2 separate regions of the Homo sapiens genome follow, and region 1 is linked to region 2. A link is an interaction called in ENCODE POLR2A ChIA-PET data of the cell type or tissue named here. Cell type or tissue: OCI-LY7. All regions are shown on one strand. Links, peaks and the distances in the headings refer to the core of each region. The heading gives the core; the rest is flanking DNA.

Evidence for each region. Peaks named below come from ENCODE experiments on the same cell type or tissue, not always from the same donor. Only the 100,000 strongest peaks of a DNase experiment are listed, where the experiment ranks them.
Region 1: POLR2A ChIA-PET joins it to region 2 with 6 read pairs; 3 of 35 experiments call an interaction of 5 or more read pairs at or near these places.

Annotation. Positions count from the first base shown.
Region 1 is chr14:50,156,186-50,166,420 of GRCh38, reverse strand. It overlaps SOS2 (SOS Ras/Rho guanine nucleotide exchange factor 2), which reads left to right. Exons shown (of 23, transcript NM_006939.4): 9 at 4,812-4,939; 10 at 6,335-6,990; 11 at 7,775-7,856; 12 at 9,300-9,422. Among named protein-coding and RNA genes, the nearest start is that of VCPKMT, 45 kb to the right of the region's middle. In OCI-LY7, for the core only: no CTCF peak of the experiment used is centred there; no DNase peak of the experiment used is centred there.
Region 2 is chr14:49,866,210-49,876,444 of GRCh38, reverse strand. It overlaps LOC105378179 (a long non-coding RNA gene), which reads left to right and starts at 8,275. Exons shown (of 3, transcript XR_943839.3): 1 at 8,275-8,459. RefSeq lists a silencer at 8,061-8,250. In OCI-LY7, for the core only: no CTCF peak of the experiment used is centred there; a DNase peak (open chromatin) is centred at 6,314; H3K4me3 peaks cover 288 bases; H3K27ac peaks cover 968 bases.

The sequences.
Region 1 (10,235 bases), core at 3,980-6,479, 290 kb before region 2:
CCCATCTCTACAAAAAATTCAAAAATTAGCTGGATGTGGTGGCAATGCCTGTAGTCCAAGCTACTCAGGGGTTGGGGGGTTAAGGCAGGAGGATCGCTTGAACCCGGGACATCGAGGATGCAGTGAGCCGAGATCGTGCCACTGCATTCCAGCCTAGTTGACAAAGTGAGACTTTATCTCAAAGAAAAAGAAAAGATATTACCCATTAATAAACAATCACTTTTATTTTTAATTTTAAGCATATGTAGCAAGGGTATCTTTTCTCTTTGACCTCTTTTCCAGAGTACACTCATTTCATTTTATTTCTTAAACTCAGTAGTTATCCAGTTTGTTTTCAACATAGAAAGAATCCCTTTCAACTCAGTGGTCATCAGATTTAGACACAGACCAGTGTTTTGCGTAGCTGTGTCTGGTGTCATGGTAGAGCCACGGGGTATTAGTGTAGCAAAAAAGCAGAGACTTTGGGGTCAGAGCTCCTGGGTTTGGATATAAACTCTCCTATTTATATTGGGCAAATTACTTAATTTCTCTGTGCCTCATTTCCTTCATCTGTAACATATGATTATAGTACCTCGTGTTACAGAGTTGTAATAAAAATTAAATAAGCTAATGCATAAAAGAGCGTGCACAGAGCAGAGCTCAAAAAACATTCATTATTGGTCTAAATACTTAACAAAATCATACAGTAGTCATTTATTCCAGTTACTTCTGACAACCACCTAGTGGATACCTACCACATGCAGGTAAACTGAAAAGGAATAAAACGTGTCCCTAGGCATTAAGATGTTTACAATTTAGTGAAGAAAATAGATGTCAAACAAATAATTACAATATTATAAGAGCCTAATAGAGGTAGTACTATGAGATCAATGAAGCAGGAGTTACTAGCTCTGCTTAGGGAAGGCAGAAAAAAATTCCTATTGATTTTTCCTTTGTTCAGTGGAGTAAAAAAAAATACATAATGGTTTTGGGTATTCGTCCTACTGAGAGAGAGAACAGTGTGTGCGCGGGTGTGTGTGTCCTTATTTATTTGCGGGAGTCATGAAAGACAAATGCTTAGGAACTCTCCAGAATAAAAGAGACAATAGAAACATGACAATTTAGTGCTTCACTGACCAGTTCCTGTTTTGGGGGAAAATATTACCTTAAAGGATGTTATTAAAACAGTTGGCAAAATTGGAATATACACTATAGATTAGATTATGCAGTAGATTACTCGGTGTTAAATTTCCTGAAGTTGATCACTATACTGTGATTCTGTAAAAGAAAATCCTTGTTGTAAGATGAGCTATGAGAAATATTAAAGGAGTAAAGGAGAATGATACTATTTGAGAGTAATTTGTGATACATTTGACTTTTCCTTATATTCCAAAAACTACTGCAAAACCATTCAGCCGTAGTCCCCCTTCCTCTGGAAGGAACTGAGTGGATAGTATCACAACTACTAAAAAAACGATCTGCACACACTGGCACACAGAATGATGAAGCATGTGACAAAATGTTAAAAATTGGTGATTCAGAGTATTACAGGAGTTATTTGTGTTACTTTTACAACTTTTCTATAAATTTGATATTTCAAAAGAAAAAATTTAAGAGGGAAAAGGCATAATCAGAAGGCATCTTCAAGAGGAAGCATTTCAACTGTATCCTAGTGGCTAAATTCACCGGGTGGATAAGGAGGTCAGAGACTGTTGTGTAGAAAGCGAATGGGGGCATGAAAGTACATTACTTGTTTGCACATAGTTCAGTACAGTAATTTTTCTTTTCTTTTTCTTTCTTTTTTTTTTTTGGAGACAGAATCTCGCCTTATCACCCAGGCTGGAGTGCAGTGGTGCTATCTTGGCTTACTGCAATCTCCACCTCCTAGGTTCAAGTGATTCTCATGCCTCAGCCTCCTGAGTAGCTGGGATTACAGGCATGCACCACCACGTCCAGCTAATTTTTTTTTGTATTTTTTATTTTTATTTTCATTTTTTTGCGGGGGACAGAGTCTCACTCTGTCACCCAGACTGGAGTGTAATGGCACAATCTCAGCTCACTGTATTCTCTACCTCCCATGCTTAGGTCATCCTCTCACCTCAGCCTCCCAAATAGCTGGGACTACATGTGCACATCACCACGCCCGGCTAATTTTTGTATTTTTTGTAGAGACAAGGTTTCTCCGTGTGGTCAGGCTGGTCTTGAACTCCTGGGCTCAAGTGATCTGCCCGCCTTGGCCTCCCAGTATGTTGGGATTACAAGTGTGAGCCACCTTGCCTGGCCCAGTAATTTCTGTGTAAGATGTTTGGAACACATTCTTTTAAGTATCTGTAGAATATTAGTTGGATATTCATTAATATGATGTTTATCAAATCTCACTGCTGAAAATTCAAGAAATATTTAGCAAATTATCAGATTATTATGCCAAACAGAGCCGTTGTTTAATATACTTCCATTACCAGGAAATCCCACTCTAAATATCCTCAATTTTGTTCTCCTTTACAGCTTATAATTATTACATGGTTATTTAAAAATGACACGTGGAAGAGTTTGAGCAGCCTTAAGACCAAGTAGACAATGAAAATCATACCTTTTTGGTAGGATATCACTACTGGTGATAATTTAGATATTTGGATAAACAAAAACAAGAATAAAACAGTTCTAATTAAGTGTTTGATGTCATCAACATTCATATTTATTAAAGAAATATTTTAGAGTGGAGCTGAGAAGACTTTCTGTAAGAAATCTTTAAAGCAGCAAAATAAGTGATTTTGCCAGTAACTTTCACCTGTAGAAGTCAGAATAACCAAGCACAGATCTTTTTTCAAACTTTCTATGATATTTTGACTTTGCTTCCATCCTTTCTATTGCTTAGTCTAGAGATTAAGGTATTACTTCTAATAATAGTCATTTACATTATTTATGTTGCTAATCTCTTGATGACAAGACCTCTACATGTGTCTTGAAATAAAATCAAATGGCTCTGTGCTTCATATAGAGACTAATTTCTAAGACATAAATAAAAGGTAATGGACAAAGTTGTCAAACAATAGCCAGTTAGTTCTTTGCTGAGGAAAGGGAACCATTGCTGAATGCTTTTGAGATTGCTCTTGGAATATAAGGAAAATTTTAATTTATCACAAAATCTCTAATAAGTTAAAGATCACAAAATAGATTTAAGTTTTTAAAAATTTTCTGAAGTGATCATAATTCCCCATATCCTTGCATAAATATATATTTATAAATACATAATATATATAATATCTATATGATGTTCCACTTTGAACTCTTCTTTCAAAAGATTAAAACAGTTTGAGGGCAGCCTGGGCAGCATAGTGAGACCCCATCTCTACAGAAAAATTAAAAAAAAAAATTAGCCAAGCATGGTGGCACACATCTGTAGTTCTAGCTACTTGGGAGGCTGAGATGGAAGGATCACTTGAGTCCAGGAGGTTGAGGCAAGGCTGCAGTGAGCCATGATCACCTCACCGTATTCCAGTTTGGGTGACAGAGTGAGACCCTGTCTCAAAAAAAAAAAAAAAAATCAAAACATTGGAGCACAATACAATACAATCTGAATTATTTATTATAAGTAAATTTGCTTTCTTTCTGAGAGTGAAATACAAGAGAACATTTTGGGGCAAATGAAATAGAACCAGAGTTTTAGAGATTAATAAGTCAGTTTCTAAATCTTCTAAAGATTGAGATAGAATTAATTTTCATGGTTTCTTGACATTTCATATTGTAAAAAATAGCAGTGGAATCCTTTGAGAGATGCTGTTTACGGAAAAGTTTATGATAGATTGAAGTGTTAAAAGTTAGTACCCTTGATTATGTTATATAACAAAGATTTGTAAACTTGAAATTGCTAAAACAAAGTAATCATTAGAGAATATGAAATAGTTTATAGTTACTTATTTTCTCTATTCATAGTTGCTAATGAATAAAAGTAAGTTGTAAGCTTCATGCTTTAGGTGTTTTAAACTTTTTAAATATGTTTGGAAAATGTGGCCTGGCACAGTGGCTCACACTTGTAATTTCAACACTTTGGGAGGCAGAGATGGGAGGATAGCTTGAGTCCAGGAGTTTGGGACCAGCCTAGTGAGACCCTATCTCTACAAAAAATAAAAATAAAAAAATTAGCTGGATGTGGTGGCATGCAACTGTGGTCCCAGCTACTCGGGAAGCCTTATGCCCAGGAGATCGAGGCTGCAGTTAGCCCTGCCACTGTATTCCACCCTTGGTGACGGAGTGAGTAAGACCCTGTCTCAAAAAAATAAAAAATAAAAATAAAATGTCCGAATGGTTTTTACAGTTGCTTTTTTTTTTCCTGATTACTATGCTCATGTTAGTTTATATCTGTATTGTGTTTATGTTTATAGAAAGAAGGTTGGGCCAGGACTGGTGGCTCATACCTGTAATCCCAGCACTTTGGGAGGCAGAGGCAGAAGGATAGCTTGAGCAGGTGTTCAAGACCAGCCTGGGAGACATAGCGAGACCCTGTCTCTACAGAAATTTTAAAAATTAGCTGGGTGTGGTGGCATTCGCCTGTGGTCTCAGCTACTTGAGAGGCTGAGAGTGGAGGATCATTAGAACCCAGGAGCTCAAGGCCACAGTGAGTGAGATCCTGTTTCAAAAAAAAAAAAAAAAAAGAAAGAAAAAGGGTTGGTTTGAGAGGGCAGTAGGTATATATAAAATTATAGCTGTTTTTATTAAGTATATATAAAATTAACTTAGAGTTGATAATATTTGTTGCTGCTTTTTCTATTACTAGAAAGTTGGGGGAAGAATCAAACAATGCAGTTTTGATTTTTCTTTCTGTTTTTTCTTAGCAATTGAAAGCATGTAGTGAAGAACAAGAAGACAGAGAATGTTTGAACCAAGCTATTACTGCTCTCATGAATCTCCAAGGTAGCATGGACCGAATTTACAAGCAGTATTCACCTAGACGTCGACCTGGGTAATTCCAAAGTGTTGAAAACGTGAATGCCTCTGCTTACTTCGCTGTCTCTGATGCCTGGTTTTCAAAGAAGTGTGATTTATTGTGATAGTTACATTATTGAAAGTTGTGCTTGTCATACTTTTATATACTTTTATGTTGGTCTTTTACTCTCTTTTTTCCTTTTCCTTTCCTTTTTTTTTTTTTGAGAAGGAGTCTCTCTTGCCCAGGCTGGAGTGCAGTGGTGTAATCTCAGCTCACTGCAACCTGCAGCCTTAGCCTCCTGCGTTCCAATGATTCTCCTGCCTTCGCCTCCCAAGTAACTGGAACTACAGGAGCCCACCACCATGCCCAGCTAATTTTTGTATTTTTAGTAGAGACGGGGTTTTACCGCGTCGGCCAGACTGGTCTCAAACTCCTGACCTCAGCCTCCCAAAGTGCTCGGATTACAGGTGTGAGCCGCTGCGCCCAGCCTTTTTTTCTTTTTTTTAAGAGACAGGGTCTCACTCTGTTGCCCAGGCTGGAGTGCAGTGATGTGATCTCAGCTCACAGCAGCCTCAACCTCCTGGGCTCAAGCAGTCCTCCTGCCTCAACCCTCTGGAGTAGCTGGGACTCGAGTAGCTGGGTGGCACATGCCAACACACCTGCCTAATTTTTGTATTTTTTGTTGAAATAGGGTTTTGCTATGTTGCCCAGGCTGGTCTTGAACTCCTGGGCTCAGGTGATCTGCCTGCTTTGGCCTCCCAGAGTGTTGAGATTGCAGGTCTGAGCCACTGCACCTGGCCAACCCAGCCTAGTCTTAAGATTAGCATTGTTGGCTGGGCACGGTGGCTCACGCCTATAATCCCAGCACTTCGGGAGTCCAAGGTGGGCAGATCGCCTGAGGTCAGGAGTTTGAGACCAGCCTGGCCAACATGGTGAAACCCCATCTCTACTAAAAATACAAAAATTAGCCAGGCGTGGTGGCAGGCACCTGTAATCCCAGCTACTCGGGAGGCTGAGGCAGGAGAATCACTTAAACCTGGGAGGGGGAGGTTGCAGTGAGCCAAGATCGTGCCATTGCATTCCAGCCTGGGGGACAAGAGCTCCAAAAAAAAAAAAAAAAAAAAAAAAAAAAAAAAAAGATTAGCATTGTTATATTATTAGGATAGACTTAATAAATGTTTAAAAATATAATCTATGAAAGAAATTTAGGATTTTTTGTAATTTTAGTTCTTATAGAGCCAGTAGTACTTCTCTTTCATAATAATGAAATTGAGGGCTGTATTATTTAGTGGCAAAGTTAGAACTAAATGCTGTGCGTAAAAGCTACTGTTTGGTTATTTAATATTTTACTCACTTGATTTGAGATGGTTTATGCTTGAAACCATTTGGGTTGCTAGCTGTTGAATAAGCTATATTGTTTGTTTTTTCTAGAGATCCTGTTTGCCCTTTTTATAGTCACCAATTAAGAAGCAAACACCTGGCTATCAAAAAAATGAATGAAATTCAGAAAAATATCGATGGATGGGAAGGCAAAGATATTGGACAGTGTTGTAATGAATTCATTATGGAGGGACCATTGACAAGAATCGGTGCCAAACATGAACGGCATATTTTTCTGTTTGATGGCTTAATGATCAGTTGTAAACCTAATCATGGCCAGACTCGGCTTCCAGGTTACAGTAGTGCAGAATACAGGTTAAAAGAAAAATTTGTCATGAGGAAAATACAAATTTGTGATAAAGAAGATACTTGTGAGCACAAGCATGCATTTGAATTAGTATCCAAAGATGAGAACAGCATAATATTTGCTGCTAAGTCTGCTGAAGAAAAAAACAACTGGATGGCAGCCCTTATTTCTCTTCATTATCGTAGTACTCTAGATCGAATGTTAGATTCAGTATTATTGAAAGAAGAAAATGAGCAACCACTGAGATTACCAAGTCCTGAAGTATATCGTTTTGTAGTAAAAGACTCTGAGGAAAACATTGTTTTTGAAGACAACTTGCAAAGTAGAAGTGGCATCCCCATTATTAAAGGAGGAACTGTAGTGAAATTAATTGAAAGGTTAACATATCATATGTATGCAGGTATGTGAAACTCATTACAACTGCTGACCTAGGGCCTGGGACCCAAAAGCTTTTTAAGGATGCTCAAAAATATTTGAGGCTTGGGGAAAAAATGGATTGCCTCCAAAATATAAAAATACTGCAAAAACAAAAGGAATAAATAAGAGAAGGAATTAAAGGTCTAAAAATGTAATATTGTTAACTTCATTAATTATTGAATAAATATTCATAAAATATGCATATTCATGAATTTTTTTTTTTTGAGACAGAGTCTTGCTCTGTTGCCCAGGCTGGAGTGCAGTGGCGCTATCTCTGCTCACTGCAAGCTCCACCTCCTGGGTTCACGCCATTCTCCTGCCTCAGCCTCCCGAGTAGCTGGGACTATAGGCGCCCGCAACAATGCCCGGCTAATTTTTTTTTTCTTTATTTTTAGTAGAGATGGGGTTTCACCGTGTTAGCCAGGATGGTTTCGATCTCCTGACCTCGTGATCCGCCCACCTCGGCCTCCCAAAGTGCTGAGATTATAGGCGTGAGCCACCTCACCCAGCCATATTCATGAATTTCAAATTTGAAAACAATCCTCGCTTATTAAGGATATACCATAGTATATTCTCTATGTCAGTATTTCTCTATGTATGGCAGGGATACCATGGTATCCTGCCAGTACCATGATTGTTAGGAAAAGCCACAATCTGAGGAGCCAAAGTAAAAAGAAAAAGGGAGGAAGGCCTCCAAATATGGTACTTTGAGTTAATTAAACTGAATACATTAAACATGAAACCTATTTTATGCTCTGCCTTTTCAGATCCCAATTTTGTTCGTACTTTTCTTACCACATATCGTTCATTTTGTAAACCACAGGAATTGCTGAGCTTACTGATTGAACGGTAAGAAAAATATGTATTTCAGTTATATTGACATTTTGTGAAAAATTAACTGTATTTTGTAAAGTGCCTAGTACCTAATAAATACTCAAGTTAATTATTGAACATATTTTATTTGGCATTAAATTGGCAGTATTACTATTCTCTTCAAATGGAGTACTCCCTAAAATCTGTTTATAAACACAGATCTTTTCAGCTCTTAGAAATATTTCAAGTGGTAATCAGAAAGACTAATTTAGAGGATGAAAGCACTATATTTTAATGAATATTGTTCTGTGTAATAAAATGATATTTTCTTAAAAGAGACTTTTCTACTTACCACTATTTTTTTTTTTGGACCGTAGACTACTTTGCCAAATACTTTCCACTTTTAAAACAAACTTGTTATGAAAACTTTCAAAACACATACAAGAGCAGATACAAGAATATAATAAACCCATTTATTCATCAACCACCTTCAGTAATTATCAACTCATTGTTTCATCTGTTTCCCTACAAATTTAAACACCCCACCCCATGATTATTTTGAAGTAGATCCTAGACAACATAATTCATCTATAAATATTTTTCTATGTATCTCTAGAAAATACGGGATCATTTTTAATAATCAGATATCATTATTAAACCTAAAAAATCAGCAATTCCTTTATTATGATTAACTTTTAAAAATTAGTGTTGGGTTGAATTTGTTTTACCTAGTATTATAGTGGCATTTTAAATGTTTTATAGTTTAAAATGTAGAATCTGGACTCCAGAATGATTTTTAGTTTTACGTTTTAAAACTTACTAAAACTTATTATTATACCAAAGCTTATTAACTGTATTATCAAGATATAATTCTAGATCTCTATCACTATGTTGTTTTATCAAACTAAATTTACCAGACTGAGTCAGTGTAATGTGCTATGAGGATCTACTTAGTTGTTTCCATGTCCAGAATAAGGAAAGCACACGTTAGACTTATAGTTTAGCTGTATTTCCTATGTTTGAGCAAGGTTTTTTATCTTTATCTTATCCACTTAGGTAAATTATTTAAATATTGTTAAATATTCGGTTTTGGCCCTCTCTTTGAATTTGTACTCATTTAAATAAATTTATTAGCCTACTTTCATTTTAATAATATAAATATTAAAGACATTGTTAGATAAGCAATTTCTGTCATGTTCTTTAAATTCCTTATGAATTCTTTCCTTGGCTCTTTTCCCTGGACCTTTTCTGTATTATCAGTGCTAAAAGACAAAACTTTAGTTTTTATAAAAGTAAGAATACAAAACGTCAGTTTTGTATAGCCAAAGGACAGTTTTTTGTAGTATATCATACCTCAAGGGAAGTTTAACAGTAATCCACTTTTCGTGGAAGTGGTAGGAAAGAAGGTTGCTTGCTGTTTTCCTCCTTGTATTTTCATTATGTATGAACGGATTTTTCTCCTTTTGCTTTTCTTCTTAGGTTTGAAATTCCAGAGCCAGAACCTACTGACGCAGACAAATTGGCAATAGAGAAAGGCGAGCAGCCAATCAGTGCAGACCTTAAAAGATTTCGCAAGGAATATGTCCAACCAGTACAACTTAGGTTTGGCTTGAATATTTTTTATATATATATATATACACATATATATACACACACACACACATTTTATGTGTCAGTTTTCAATATATAGTTAACACAAAAGCTCTCAGCTTTTAATTCAAATATAGGGAATATTTTTAACTTCACAGCAGTTAAGTTAAACTAAAAGAGTTCTTTCTCAGTGAAGCTATTCTTAAATACCCTGAAGAAATTCAAATATTTAAATATCCTATGTTTGCATCACATATCTCTGGCATGTGATATGTTATGCTTACGTATCAGGATACCTATTTTTTATTGTAAGTAAAAATTATAAAATTTCATGTGAGCTTTCCTGCTGTCAACCTTTTTTCACACTTTTTTCCTTCATTTCCCTTTGCGATCATACAGTAATCCTGGCTTTTTTTACAATTTATAATATTTGTGGAAGTTCTAGCCCTTTTCCCACTTATCTCTCACAAAATATATAGACATTTGTTAGTTTAATTGCAATAATTTCTAAAAATGTGTTTGATTGTAGAAGCTTCCAGTTAATAAATACTACTGTGTGCCGGGGATTACCCTAAATGCTTTATCTTTTTTATCTCATTCTTACAACATGATTACTATTCCTACTTTATATATAAGGAAATTGAAACCTAGCAAGGTGAAGTAATTTGAGCTAAGTTATGTAAAGGGAGTGGCAGGACAAGATTCAGACTCATGTCTGACTTTCTTTGCGTGTGTGTGTGTGTGTGTGTGTGTACGTACCACTAAGCATTGAAAATTGGAAGCGCCTTCTCTTAGCCCTCTTTACTGTCCAAGTAACCAAAGTAT
Region 2 (10,235 bases), core at 4,880-7,379:
ACTTTAAAAAGAGCAAAATAAATCCAAAGCAATAAAAGGAAAGAAATAATAAGAGTAGAAATCAATAAAATCGAGACGAGAAAAACAATAGAGAAAATCAATGAGACAAAGAGCTTGTTCTTTGAAAATATCAGTTAAAGCAACAACTGCTATCACGACTAAAAAGAAAAAAAGAAAGAAGACATAAATTACCAATAACAGAAGTGAAACATGAGATATCACTATAGACCCTGCAGATATCAAAATAATAACAGAATGCTACAAACAACTGTATACACATACACTTGACAATGCACGTGAAAAGACCAATTTCTCAAAAGCGCAAAGTACCCCAACTCGCCCAATATAAAATAGATAATTTTAGCAGCCTATTATTATTATTAATTTTTTTCTTTTTTTCAGACACAGTCTCACTCTGTCACCCAGGCTGGAGTGCAGTGACGCAATCTCGGCTCACTGCAACCTTCGCCTCCTGAGTTTAAGCGATTCTCGTGCCTCACCCTCCCAAATAGCTGGGATTACAGTCACCTGTCACCACACCCGGCTAATTTTTGTATTTTTAGTAGAGACGGGGTTTTGTCATATTAGCCAGGCTGGTCTCAAATTCTTGACATCATGTGATCCTCCTGCCTCCGCCTCCCAAATTGCTGGGATTACAGGCATTACAGGTGTGAGCCACTGCGCCCAACCTAGTAGCCTGTAATCATTAAGGAAATTGAATTTATAATTTTAAAACTGCCAAAAAAGAAATCTCATGACCCAGATGGTTATAGGATGCACCTTTATGTTCCAGGAGATTGCTACCCAACATTTTAATAGTTTCAGGATATATAAGAGGAGGGAATACTTCTCAGTTATTTTGTGAAGTTGATACTAAAACCAGATAATTCAGTACAAATAAGTGCACACACACACAAAGAATATAAAACTACAGACCTATATTTCTTTTCTTTTCTTTTTGTTTTTTTTTGAGACAGAGTCTCACTCTGTTGCACAGAATGGAGTGCAGTGGTGGGATCTCAGCTCACTACAAGCTCCGCCTCCCGGGTTCAAGCGATTCTCCTGCCTCAGCCTCCCGAGTAGCTGGTACTACAGGCGTGCGTCACCACGCTTAGCTAATTTTTGTATTTTTAGTAGAGATGGGGTTTCGCTATGTTGGCCAGGCTGGTCTCAAACTCCTGACCCTCATGATCTGCCTGCCTCGGCTTCCCAAAGTGCTGGGATTACAGGCTTGAGCCACCCTGCCCAGCTGGACCTGTATTTCTTTTTTCTTGTTTTTTTGAGACAGAGTCTCCCTCTGTTGCGATCCTGCTCACTGCAACCTCCACCTCCCAGGTTCAAGCAATTCTCCTACCTTAGCCTCCCGAGGAACTGGGACTACAGGCGTGTGCCACCATGCCTGGTTAATTTTTGTATTTGTATTTTATTATTATTATTATTAATTTATTTATTGAGATGGAGTCTTGCTCTGTCACCCAGGCTGAAATGCAGTGGCACAATCTCTGCTCCCTGCAACCTCCGCCTCCTGGGTTCAAGCAGTTCTCTTGCCTCAGCCTCCCAAGTAGCTGGGATTATAGGCACCCCCCACCACTCCCAGCTAATTTTTGTATTTTTAGTAGAGATGGGGTTTCACTATGTTGGCCAGGCTGGTTTCGAACTCCTGACCTCAAATGACCTCCCAAAGTGCTGGGATTACAAGTGTGAGCCATCTATATTAATAATTCATACAGATACAAAAATCTTAACAAAATATTAGCAAATAAAATTTAGCAGTGTATAAATATAATCATATACCACCATGAAATGGAGTTTATTTCAGGGATGCAAGAATGTTTGAATATTTGGAAATCATGTAATCCAATCAATCAATGGGATAAAGAAGAAAATTTGCCTATAATCCCAGCACTTTGGGAGGCTGAGGTGGGCGGATGACTTGAGGTCAGGAGTTCGAGACCAGCCTGGCCAACACTGCAAAACCCTGTCTCTACTAAAAACACAAAAATTAGCTGGGCTTGGTGACACGTGCCTGTAGTCCCAGCTACTCCAGAGGCTAAGGCAGTAGAAGTGCTTGAACCTGGGAGGCAGAGGTTGCAGTGAGCCGAGATCATGCCACTACTGTGCTCCAGCCTGGGCGACAGAGTGAGACTCTGTCAAAAAAAAAAAAAAAAAAAAAAAGAGAGAGAGAGAAAGACAGAAAGAAAGAGAGAGAAAGAAAGAAAGAAAATCACTTGATCATTTCTATGAAGGCAGAAAAAATATTTGACAAAATTTAGCACCTACTCATGGTATAAAATTTTATGAAAAACAGGAATAGAGAAGAACTTTCCCAATTTGATTTTTTTTAACCTCCAAAGAAAGAAAGAAAGAAAAGAAAAGAGGAAAGAAAAGAAAAGAATATCCCTACAGCTAACATACTTAATGGTAAAAAACTGAATGCTCTCTCACTAAGATCAGAACAAGGGAAGATGTTCAACCTCACTGGTCTCGTTCAACATGGTGCTCAAAGTTCTAGCCATGCATTAGGGCTAGAAAGTGAAATATTAATAAAAGGCATATAGATTGGGAAGGAAAAAATAAAACTTTTGCTACTTATAGAAGACGTTATTTCCTACATATAAAATCCCAAGAAATCTGAAAACACAAACCTCCCACAATAATTAACTGTATTTCAGCCAGGCATGGTGACTCACGCCTATATCCCAGCACTTTGAGAGGCCGAGGTGGGTGGATCATGAGGTCAGGCATTCGAGACCAGCCTGGCCAACATAGTGAAACCCTGTCTCTACTAAAAATACAAAAAATTAGCCGGGTCTGGTGGCAGGCACCTGTAATCCCAGCTACTCAGGAGGCTGAGGCAGGAGAATCACTTGAACCTGGGAGGCCGAGGTTGCAGTGAGCCGATATTGTACCACTGCACTCCAGCCTGGGGGACAGAGTGAGACTACGTCTCAAAAAAACAAATAATAATAATAATAATCAACTGTATTTTATATACTGGCAATAAACACATGGACACTAAAATTTTAAATACAATATTTGTATTCACTCAAAAAATTGAAATATACAGAATGTATATATCAAAAACTACAAAACACAAAAGAAATAAAATAATATCCAAACATATGGGAAGATACATTATGTTCATGGATTGGAAGATTCAGCATGGTAAAAAAATGTCAATTTCCTCCAGGTTTAGTGCAATTCCTATCAGAATCCTAGCAAGATTTATTTTGTAGATATAGACAAGATTATTCTAAAATTTATATGGAAATGCAAAGGAACTAAAATAGCTAAAACAATTTTCAAAAAGAAAAGTGGGACGAATCAGTCTACCCAATTTTAATATTTATCACATAGCTAGTAATCAAGACTTTGTCATCTTGATGGAGGGATAAGCAGATCAGTGACACACAACAGAGAACCCAGAAATGAACCCACACAGATATGCCCAACTGTTAAAATGTATGTAACATAAAATTTGCCATTTTAACCAATTTCTTTTTTCTTTTTTGTTTTTCTTTCTTTTCTTTTCTTTTTTTCTTTTTTCTTTTTTTTTTTTGAGACGGAGTCTTGCTCTGTCGCCCAGGCTGGAGTGCATTGGCATGATCTCAGCTCTCTGCAAGCTCCGCCTCCCGGGTTCATGCCATTCTCCTGCCTCAGCCTCCCAAGTAACTGGGACTACAGGTACCCACCACCAGGCCTGGCTAATTTTTTGTATTTTTAGTAGAGACAGGGTTGTTTCACCATGTTAGCCAGGATGGTCTCTATCTTCTGACCTTGTGATCCGCCCGCTTCGGCCTCCCAAAGTGCTGGCATTACAGGCGTGAGCCACCTCGCCCGGCCAACCATTTCAAGTGTATAATTCAGGAGCATCAATTACGCTCACAATATTGTACATCCATCACTACTATTTCCAAAACTTTTTCAACACCTCAAACAGAAATTCTATACCCATTAAGTAATAACTCCAGCCTGGGAAACATGGTGAAACACCATCTCTATAAAAAAAAAATGCAAAAAGTAGCCAGGTGTGGTGGTGCACACCTGTAGCCCCAGCTACCTTGGAGGCTGGAGGTGGGAGGATCACCTGAGCCAGGGGAGTTCAATGCTGCAGTGAGCCACTTCCCTCCAGCCTGGGTGACAGAGTAGGACCCTGTCTCAAAAAAATGAAAAGTAAGATAAGATAAAAATTCCTAATTCCCTACCCTAATTCCCAACCTCTGTCTACTTTCTATCTCTACATATTTGCCTATTCTACAGATTTCACACAAATGGATTTATTTGTCCTTCAGTGTCTGGCTTATTTCACTTTACATGTTTTCAAGGCTCATTTATGTTGTAGCATGCGTCAGAACCTTATTCCTTTTTATGGCTGAATATGAATATGCATCACATTTTGTTTACTTATTCATCTGTTGATGGACAGTTGAGTTGTTTCCACCTTTTGACTATTGTGAATAGTGCTGTGACAAACATTAATGCGAGTATCTCTTTGAGTACCTGCTTTTGGTTCTTTGTGGGGTCTGTACCTAGGAGTGGAATCACTCAATCATATGGTGATTGTATGTTTACATTTTTGAGGAACTGTCAAACTGTTTTTCACAGCAGCTGCACTATTTTACATTCCCGCTGGCAATGTATGAGAGTTCTAATTTCTCCACATCCTTGCCAACACTTGTTATTCTTTTCTTTGTTGTTTTTGTTTGTTTCATTGTTTTCAGATGAGGTCTTGCTATGTTGCCCAGGCCGGCCTGGAACTCCTCGGCTCAACAGATCCTCCCATCTCAGCCTCCTGAGTAGCTGGGACTACAGACATGCACCACCTGCCCAGTTCAACACTTGTTATTTTCTGTTTTGCTGTTGTTATTTTCGTGATCCTAGTAGGTAAGAAATTGTATCTCTTGTGGTTTTGATTGCATTTCCCCAATGACTAATGATGTAGAGTTAATGAATGAATGAATGAATGCACAAAGGGACCTACTATTTTAATAAATCTTATGCTCAAAAGGGGATAAATCACTCTTCTAGTTTATATTATTATTATAATGTACAAGAACATTAATATTTGTTTTTATAATGATAAATCATAATAGCATTTGTATATAATGGTTTTGATTATACAAATACTCTTGTAATATGCAATATTGTTTATCCATACATCACAGTGACTATAGACTGTCTCTTTTAACAATATTCTAACTAATGTGTAGTGGTTTTGCCTTTATTTGTTTCTTGCCACACCCTAGGCTATACTCCCCCTTGGAAAATGAGCTGTGTCACAAAATGAATTAGAACCTTGTCAGCAAGGGGTTTCAGCTGAACAGACACAGGCAGCTTGTGCCTTCAGTATTCTCTGTATAAATTGGACTGCTTTTCCAGTTCATTAGCCCTAAAAGCAAACACTGAGAAAAGTGTGAATTCCTTTGGTCATAAAATATACATATAGGCCGGGCGCGGTGGCTCACACGTGTAATCCCAGCACTTTGAAAGGCCTAGGCGGATGGATCACCTGAGGTTGGGAGTTCGAGACTAGCCTGACCAACATGGAGAAACCCTGTCTCTACTAAAAATACAAAAAAAAAAAAAAAAATTAGCTGGGTGTGGTGGTACATGCCTGTAATCCCACCTACTTAGGAGGCTGAGGCAGAAGAATCACTTGAACCCAGGAGGTGGAGGTTGAGTTGAGCCAAGATCACACCACTGCACTCCAGCCTGGGCAAAAAGAGTGAAACTCTATCTCAAAAAAGAAATGTATCATACACATAAACTGCCTGGTCACGGTGCCTCACGCCTGTAATCCCAGCACTTTGGGAGGCCGAGGCAGGCGGTTCACTTCAGGTTAGGAGTTTGAGACCAGCCTGGCCAACATAGCGAAACCCCGTCTCTACTGACAAAAAAAAAAAAAAAAATTAGCCAGGCGTAGTGGTGCACGTCTGTAATCCCAGCTACTCGGGAGGCTGAGGCAGGAGAATCGCTTGAACCCAGGAGGCAGAGATTGCAGTGAGCCGAGATCGTGCCACGGCACTCCAGCCTGGGCAACAGAGTGAGACTCCATCTCAGGAAAAAAAAAATCATACACATAAACCATAGTGTAACAGAATATATTTTTAATTATTAACAATGTGAATTGTGATGACATACTGTATGTGTAATGTATCCCCTAGCAAGTACCTATGGTGCTATTTGTTCAACCACCACATCATAAACTCTCAACAAAGTAATATTTAAAAACTGTCTAAACCACACCCATGAAAGCTTAAAATTTCCCCCTCTAAAATAAAAGAAGTGAAAGTAGACTGTCATATGAACCTCAAAAGGCCATTTACAGCCTCAATGTTCCTCCATTTGTTCATAAGGGGAGGAGGTCTAGGGGAAGATATTACTCTATGTGGAGGTGGTGAGGAGAGTAATATCTTCCCCTAGACCTAGGGAAACCCTAGGATTTTTATACTAATCATGGCTGGGGCCAGAGGACATGCAAAATTAGACATTAACCCAGTCATTCTTCTACTCAGAAATTATGTCCTCTCTTCCAGGTCCAAGATGAATAGACATAAACCTATATATGATTAAACTGTTTGCATCATGTCAAGCAAATTGTTTCATTTTTTACACTTTTATTCTCAAAACTATTATTTTTCCCCCATATTAACTAATAGTTGACACACTGGGACACCTAGCACATAGCAGATCTCAATACTTATTTGTTGAATGAGTAAATGAATGGTTTAGGCAAATAATGTTATCCTGATCCTCTTACCTTAGTCAGTGAAAGCTGTATGCAATTTAAAGTATTTGTTTTCCTACCACAATCTAGGCACGTTCAAATATATATGTATATATATATACACACACACACACACACACACATATATATATATATATATATATATATATATATATACACACACATATATATTTGTTTTTGAGACAGAGTTTCGCTCTTATTGCCCAGGCTGGAGTGCAATGGCGCGACCGCGGCTCACTGCAACCTCTGTCTCCCGGGTAGCTGCGATTACAGGCGCCCGCCACCACGCCCGGTTAATTTTTTGTATTTTTAGTAGAGACAGGGTTTCACCATGTTGGCCAGGCTGGTCTCGAACTCCTCACCTCAGGTGATCCACCCACCTCCGCCTCCCAAAGTGCTGGCATTACAAGCGTGAGCCACCCAACCGGCCGGCCAGTTCAAATGTGTTAACCTCAGCGTATAATCAGCTTGGAGAATAGAAAGTCAAAGAAAGGCAAATCAATTTGCCAATTATTCTGAATGGTGACATTAGCCTAAATCTACAGAGTCCCCAAACAAAAGAAGCACTCTTCAAAGTTAGCTAATGAAAATGAAGCATTTTAAATATTTTCAAAATGAATAAATTAAATACAACATAAAGCTTTTACCACATTGGTGTGAACAGATAGAATCAATAGTTGGATAAAGTGTGTTAAATATCAGGATATTAATGTATGGAGTTTTGGTTTGGGGACATGATTTATTACACGTCAGATCAGAATCAACGTAATAAATAGTCGTGTTGTAATGGAGTTCTACTAAGATCTAAAATGTCAAAACATTTCGGCAGAACTGTCATATGGAAATCAAAGCATATTCAAATGGGAGAAAATAGACCCCGCAAGTTTATTTATAGGCCTAGCAGTGTAACATTGGATAAGTAACTTCAACTGTTCACTCTTAGGATTTATTCTGATATTTAAAAGCCTGTCACAAGAAATGTGTTTCTGGATCGATTAAATATTGTGTATCAACCATATTAAAGGCTCTTCCTACACGCAGGGTGTTGTCGAGAAGAAAACGTGTTTTCTGTCAAACTGTAATTCCGGTTAATCCACCGCTCGTTTATTAAATGTAACTGAATCAGGGACAACCCACGGGGTATGTCCTGAAATGCACATAACAACCCGTCGCAATGAAAATCCTGCCAGCAGCAGTAGATGACTCCGCTGCAGCGAGCTGCGAATAGGCATTGTGTCAAGGGTGGGGAAACTCCGGGCGCCGTGGGAGGACGTAGCTCAGGGTTGAACCGCCACACCCAGGTGACCGAGCTCACGCTGGGTAATTTGTCGGCCAGGCACTCTGGCAGCCTGCCTCTTCACCGCGCCCCGCCGGCGGCCCCGCCTCCCTCCCCTCCCAGTTGCTGGCTGCCCCACCTCTTCCACACCCCAACTGCGGCCCCGCCTCCCGCCCGCCCACTTGCTGGTGGCCCCGCCTCTCCCACGCCCCGCCTCTCCCACGCCCCGCCTCTCCCACACCCCGCCGACAGTCCCGCCTCTCCCCGACGCTTCCGCCGGCGGCCCAGTCCCTTGCCCTGGGACCCCAGCCTGTAGTGTTTGGAGACCCCGGCTCCTCTTCTATTTCTCTTGATCTGGGGTCCGGCTGGCGATAGTGTCCGCGGTGCGCCCCTTTCTCTTGGTCGTTTATGACCTCCACGTCGTCTTTTCTTCAGGTGCGTTGGGCCCCCTCCTCGGGTGTTCTCTCACGGCCCAGCAATCAGGGCCTGTGCGGCTCAAGTTCAGCCTCAGCTTTGTCTGGTACCCCTTCCCTGGTGAGAGCTGAGAACTCAAGGACCAGACTCAACCTGCCCACAAGCTTTCTTCCCTTACCAGGGCAGAAAGCCTTTTCGTATGACTCCATGCTCTTTAACGTCTCCAAAGGACTAATTTACAAACTTTTGAGCTCTATGGCATGGAGTTTTTTGTAGACAGATTGAGACATCCCATTTCAGATGAGGTTATTATCTACTCCAATGTTCAGTGCCACAAAATTAACTTTCATACAGGTTACTTTTTTTTTTTTTTTTTTTGAGACGGAGTCTTGCCCAGACTGGAATGCAGTTGCACGTCTCGGCTTACTGCAACCTCCTCTTCCCGGGTTCAAGCGATTCTCCTGCCTTAGCCTCCTGAATAACTGGGACTACAGGCGCGCGCCACCAGGCCAGGCTAATTTTTGTATTTTTAGTAGAGATGGGGTTTCACCATGTTGGCCAGGCTGGCCTCGAACTCCTGCCCTCAAGTGATCCGCCTGCCGGGGCCTTACAAAGTGCTAGGATTACAGGCGTGAGCCACTGCGCGCGGCCGTATAGAGGTTACATTTTGAACAAGCAAAGCCCCATATAGCCAGACACGGCCTTGTTTTTTGCACTGTTAAAAAAGCAAACGGCTGGCCGGGCGCGGTGGCTCACGCCTGTAATCCCAGCACTTTGGGAGGCCGAGGCGGGCGGAACACGAGGTCAGGAGATCGAGACCATCCTGGCTAACACGGTGAAACCCCGTCTCTACTGAAAAAACAAACAAAAAAGCTGGGCGTGGTGGCGGGCTCCTGTAGTCCCAGCTAGCTACTCGAGAGGCTGAGGCAGGAGAATGGCGTGAACCCGGGAGCCGAAGCTTGCAGTGAGCTGGGATCGCGTCACTGCACTACAGCTTTGGCGACAGAGCGAGACTCCGTCTCAAAAAAAAAAAAAAAAAAAAAAAAAGCAAACGGCTGATTCGAGGTTGTGCATAACTGACTTAGCACTGGATACTATGCCGATCACTAATTCATAAAACAATAAAGGTGAAATATATAGAATAGTAAAGTGATTAGTGTGACTGATAGTGGTTCAATTTAAATAGTCATAAATTATGATGCACCAAATCAAAAGATTATAGGGCCACCTGGCCGGGAGCAGTGGCTCACACCTGTAATCCCGGCACTTTGGGAGGCGGGCAGATCACCTGAGGCCAGGAGTTCGAGACCAGCCTGGCCAACATGGTGAAACCCCCATCTCTACTAAAAATACAAAAATTAGCTGGGTGTGGTGAAGCCTGCCTGTAGTCCCAGCTACTCAGGAGGCTAAAGCAGGAGAATCATTTGAACTGGGAAGGTGGTGGTTGCAGTGAGCTGAGACGCGCTACTGCACTCCACCCTGGGAGACAGAGCAAGACTCTGTCTCAAATAATAATAATAATAAAAGATTATACTGCCACCAAAAACATAGTAACATGTGGGAAAGAAAAGCAAGACACAGATGTTTTATTTACAACATAATTATAATAAAAATAGGTATGCATGGCCGGGCGTGGTGGCTCATGCCTGTAAGCCCAGCACTTTGGGAGGCTGAGGCGGGTGGATCACCTAAGATCAGGAGTTCGAGACCAGCCTGGCTAACATGGTGAAACCCCGTTTCTACTAAAAATACAAAAAATTAGCTGGGCATGGTGGCACGTGCCTGTAATCCCAGCTG